2 separate regions of the Homo sapiens genome follow, and region 1 is linked to region 2. Evidence: read pairs that join two places in POLR2A ChIA-PET (ENCODE). Cell type or tissue: GM12878. All regions are shown on one strand. Links, peaks and the distances in the headings refer to the core of each region. The heading gives the core; the rest is flanking DNA. Region 1 overlaps LINC02661 (long intergenic non-protein coding RNA 2661). Region 2 has its middle 110 kb from the start of LINC02661.

Evidence for each region. Peaks named below come from ENCODE experiments on the same cell type or tissue, not always from the same donor. Only the 100,000 strongest peaks of a DNase experiment are listed, where the experiment ranks them.
Region 1: POLR2A ChIA-PET joins it to region 2 with 5 read pairs; 2 of 35 experiments call an interaction of 5 or more read pairs at or near these places.

Annotation. Positions count from the first base shown.
Region 1 is chr10:108,747,625-108,750,448 of GRCh38, reverse strand. All of the region lies in intron 2 of LINC02661 (long intergenic non-protein coding RNA 2661), which reads right to left. Among named protein-coding and RNA genes, the nearest start is that of LINC02661, 40 kb to the right of the region's middle. In GM12878, for the core only: no CTCF peak of the experiment used is centred there; no DNase peak of the experiment used is centred there.
Region 2 is chr10:108,592,764-108,595,587 of GRCh38, reverse strand. No RefSeq gene overlaps it. Among named protein-coding and RNA genes, the nearest start is that of LINC02661, 110 kb to the left of the region's middle. In GM12878, for the core only: no CTCF peak of the experiment used is centred there; a DNase peak (open chromatin) is centred at 977.

The DNA.
Region 1 (2,824 bases), core at 288-2,787, 150 kb before region 2:
TAAATAAATTCCCTTTAGTTTTTTTTTTTTTTTTTTTTTTTTTTTTTGAGATGGAATCTTGCGCTTTTGCCCAGGCTGGAGTGCAGTGGCGCGATCTGGGCTCACTGCAAGCTCCGCCTCCCGGGTTCACGCCATTCTCCTGCCTCAGCCTCCCGAGTAGCTGGGACTACAGGCGCCCGCCACCACCCCCAGCTAATTTTTTGTTTTTTTAGTAGAGACGGGGTTTCACTGTGTTAGCCAGGATGGTCTCGATCTCCTGACCTCATGATCAGCCCGCCTCAGCCTCCCAAAGTGCTGGTATTTGAGGCGTGAGTTGCCACGCCCAGCTGTTTTGTTTCTTTTTTAAGCCGTTTTTGGTTGGATATTTCTGATCGGAAACAGAATGAGTTTGACTAAATATAGCATATATTTCTTCCAGTTCTGGATCTATATTTTCTGCAGACCATTTAGTGGAATGGTGTTATGGTTGGGAATGCATACTCCTTTACATCCCAGTCTGGAATCGACATGAGTCTTTCTGAGTTTGAATTATCTAGATTGGAATTGGACTCTGGAACACTTAAAGTCTTACTTGTCTTTAGCTGAAAGATCTTGGGAAATGTTCCTTGTGTGATGACTACATTGAGTTCATTACTCTAGGGAGACCTAAGGCACCTGTGAATTTTTATAGCTGAATTTTGTTGCACCAGCAATTATACAAAGTTTTAAACTCTGCCTCATGAATCACTTGGACAACTTCTCCTTCACTAATAATAGCTGAGGATTCAGCTTCTGTTTGCCTTTCTTATTGAACATGTTAAGAAAAATGCATTTATGTGTCTGAGAGCTTTCTGACATTTGGTATATTTTCATTTATCTGCCCTCCAGGTTTTTTTTTTTTTTTTTGGTAGTTTTTGGTGGAAGTCTGACTACCCTAATGGATTACTTATGTAGTTATATATTTTTAAATGAAGTATAATAAAACTGGTTTTAAATAAAAATATAAAGCTACTTGAAAATAATAAAGATTAAATCAACATTTTAAACACCTCTTTATTAGGCTTTGAAATACTGCTGAGTTCATTTTTTTCTTTATCTCTCTTCAGCAGATTCAGTATGTTTTAATGATTAATTATATAAGCTATGTTTCATGATTCAGTAGAACTGTAATAACATTTTAGATGCACAATCATTTATCACCCAAGCAGAGAGGCACCTATTTTGTTCTCTAGTTTTCACTTCCTCCATTTAGTATAAATACCTAACCTTATAACCTTTCAAATTCAAATATCTCTGAATAGGAAGCTAAACTTACTTCAGATAAGAAGTTGAACTCAAATTATCTAAACACTCAATATGGGAATCATATTATCTACACTAAAAATTAGAACATTCCATGTGATAAATAATTATTGTTTGTTAATTGGTAAAATCAACATGAGGGTATAAAGCTTTATTACCCTCATGGAAATGAATACATTTGATGTAAAATGACGGCTGTATCACAAATTTCATTGTTTCATTTGTCTTAGCTGTTTTTACCTTTTTCTTGTCCTATTTTTTTCTACAGGTTTGATGTAAACATATTCAGCAAGTTCTATAGTTAAATACACTTGCTTAATACACATGAAGCAACTAAAGATAACGAAAGATAATTATGTGACACTTAGACATGTGTTCTAAATTAAGTACCTAATATGTGACCCAAACACCAATTGCATTGAGTCTTGACCTGAGCACCAGTTGCAGAGTCCTTAACCTAAGTTTATGATAAGCTTCAGTGAAATTATATGCATATCTACAATTATCTGTACATATACTTTTGTCTAATAAATTCTACTGACATAATGGTTTCTCCATTGGTAAAACCAAAAACAATAGATTTTATTTCCACTAAATTCCCTTCTACCTCTGAAATTCTGATCATTCATGTTGTGTGTACTGCTCCCTTCCCTTTTCCTTTCCTTCTTTAGATAATGTAGTCAAATTTCCTACTTTTAGAGATGAAAACAAATCTGACGGTTAATGACTCTCTACGTTGGGTTATGGTGATAGAATTGAGAAATGAGGAATAAATTCACTAAGCCAGAAAGAAAAGTTTGACTTTTTAACTAAGTGAAGGACTAGGTGCAACTATAGAGGTCCAGGAAATGGAGTCCAACATTGTAGAGTCGTAGAGATAATCAAAAAGTAGTGGGTCAAGGCAGAAAACAGTACAGAGAAATTCTTTTGAGGAGATATTATAGTGTGATGTCCCAGACTCATACAAACAGGCTGTGTTAAGGGACATGGAAGAGCCAGCTGTGTTTAGAGAGTATAGCAAAAAGCCCAAATAGATTGCTCTGCTGTTTCCCTTCCATCCTACTTCCTACACTTAGATTTTTTTCTCTGCAACAACAAATTCAAAAACTTCTTAAGAACCTAAAGCTTCTAGGATGAGATAGATGAACATAAATCAGGACAATTTTGGGCTTTGGCCGTGAAGTCATGGATTATCATCCCAAATAAAGAGAGAAGACTGAGATTGCAAATTCAAGTCAGAAACACATATGTGGTTCATTGAGCATCAGCTCAAAGCCTAGCCCCTCCGTTTCAGATAATGGAAAGGTGACATGTGTCTGAGAAGGGATCTCATGTAGAATTCAAGAGCTGCTTGCCGCCTGGATATCTGATATAGTGAGAGATAAGGTCTTTGAATGATGTCTTGGGGACGTTTCAACCACCAGGATTTAGATGATTGTCTAAGGTCATTAAGTAAACAAAATATGCGGGGGAAAATGGCATGGGATTTTGGAGGCCAAATGACACAAATTAAGTCAACAAAGTAATTTCATCACTAAGCAGC
Region 2 (2,824 bases), core at 31-2,530:
TTTCCTCACTACCTCCCTGTCTCAACCCTTTAACTTTCTCTTAAAAAAGAAGACATATCAATAGAAGATATTAAAGTCATAAAGTCATCTCTAGGGGTTTCTCTGCCCCATGAACCCAAGGAAGCCAGAGCAGAGTAAGCCCTGAGCAGCTTCCATGGCTTCTATTTCATTTTACTGGACACATCTGTTGAGGCTGAATATGAAAAGGACATTGTATTACCCTGGGTAATACTTCTGTAATCAAAGCTTTTCAATATCACATCAGTCTACCAGCCTATCCTCTTGATGCCCATACTTGTATTTGGCAATGATTATTCAGTAAGGGATATCAAATACACAATTCCATGAATATATACAGTTTGTTCGTCAATTTAAAACTTTGTTTGACGTATAGAGCATTTAAGATACAATGAATCTCAAATCACAGCGATGCTCAAATTCTGCCATAATATTAGGTTCTAGGCAGCCCATGCCCCTGAAGGTTGGGCATTGTTTTTTTCCTGGGGTTAGGTCTGCCCAGCTTCTAGGCTAAAATGTTCAGTCAGCTGTCCTGTTTGAGGACCTGGTATAGACCCCCTGCTCTGTTCTGACCCTGTCTTCATGCTAGACTCTCAGAGTCCAAGCTCACTTGTCTTGAAGCAATTGATTATTCCCAGCATTTGCCTTTACAGCCCCTATCAGTCCTCTGACTGACAGGGTTCACAAAGGTGAACAAAATACAAGATCCCTAAACTCACAGAGCTTATAGGATAGACTGGAGACAGAAGTAATAGAATATTCATAATACTAAATGTACATTTGTTACCGTTATGAGTGTGTTAAAGGAGAGAAGCACAGCATTAAGGGATTTCACATAGGCTGGGGGGGTCAGGGAAGACTCACAATCGATCTGGATGCAGGTTTAGCTTCAAACATGTCAGCTGGGTGCGTGTTAGTGTCTCACACTAACATAAAAAGCCTGCTGCTACCAGCTCTTGTCTTCCTCTGGTAGCTGACAATGCAAATCATGCAGAAAGGAAGGAAGGACACATGACCTTGGGCACAACTGCAACCGACTCTTAGCCAGCAGCTCATCTTTTTCTTCTTGAATGCAGCTGCTGTGTGTGTGTGTGTGTGTGTGTGTGTGTGTGTGTGTGTGTGTCAGGGATGGTGGCGGTGGGGGCGGTGTTATTATAAGTATTGCTGCTGGGGAATGTATTGTCCACACGAATGTTTTCTTTAATAGGCATATTTCCTGCTTTTTCAGCACATAATGATGGATGTGGACCATAGTATCTTGAGAACATTTCCTGGGAGAATTTAGTAGTTGCATGAATTGAATGTGGAAGCATAATGAAGCAGGCTTTGTTAGAACTTCATGCTCTTATGTATACTTTACATTTTTCATAATGGGAGGGTGGAAAATGAAACCCATTTCAGTGGAAATCTGATACTTATGGTAGCACAATTCCAAACTAATAGTAAAGTAAAACTAAAATTGTTTCCTCTGTTTTAAAGTTTGTTCTACAGATAAATGTGACTGCCAGTTTATAAATAGCTAATTTAACAAATAAATTATCTTCGCTGAAAGACTTGCATTCTTTTTTTATCCTTTTTATTCTTTTAAATTTATCCTATTTTTCCACCAGAAGCAAATATAATGTAAATGTCAATGACTTCAGTGCATGCCTTTGCGTAGTCAGTTCTTAACCCCCTGCAAGTGTCCCTGATGTATTTTTTATATGAACATCTCCTCTTCTTCTGGAAGAGGAGTAATTCTATTACTAGAAATAGGGTAATTCTACTGTAATTATAACAGAGTTTTTGTTCTGTTCTCAGGCCATGATAAATATTATGTGTTAATTAGCCCATTTTTCCTCCACTTTCCTCAAATATAATATACCATAATATTTTTCATATATGAAACATTCAGCATGACACTAATAAAGAAGCCAACTGAAAATAATCACATTTCAGGAAATCAACCTAGTATCCGGCAAAAAGAAACAAAGATTCACCATTTAAAACAAAGAGTCCCATAAATATTAATAAACAAAATTGACCTGAGATAAAACCATTGACTCCTCTTCAGAGATATGAAAATCTGAACTTGCAAAAATAATTCAACAAGGTTTTCAGAGTCATGGTTATTCACAGAATCAAAGACTGCAGGGTTCCTTCAAAGATTGAGTTATCACAGTGCATTTTAAATAGAATTCAGTTTTCAAAATCTAAATCACCCCCAACTTTGCAGGAATGTAGCTATTACTCTCATATAAAGCAAAACCCAAATGATATTAAAATCTATAGCCTAGTAGGGTAGCTTCCACACTAGAGGAAGTCCCATAAATTTTAAGCATTATTTTTAATCATGGGCTATTTGAGTGCGAAGTTAATGTCTAGCACCAGCAATGTTCCCTCTAATAATCTCTCTGGCAGCCAGCCTTTTAGAGCTGTGGTTCTTCTTCTAATGTCCCCAGACAAAGAGAGTATTCATGAAGAGAGCAACTACATTTAAGAAAGATAATAGTGCAATAAAAGGATTTGTTTCTTATCTGGCATCCCCTTTATTCCTCCAGGAGTTTGCTGTTTAAAGTTACTTGAGTTTCATTCCTTTTTGTTCTTTGTTTGTCATTTGTTTGTCTCAGACATTTGCTTGTCATTTGTTTGTCTCTATCTTTTTCTGAAAATGATGAAAGCTATTGCTCATCAGAGGTTGTGTCATTAAAATAGGGTTGTTATACCCGAGGAAAGACTTCTTGATGCCGTTATCCCAGGGAGATGTGGAGAAATAAGTCAAGCTGAGTGAGGCACTATTGCCACCTAACCTGCTGCAGCTTTCAAA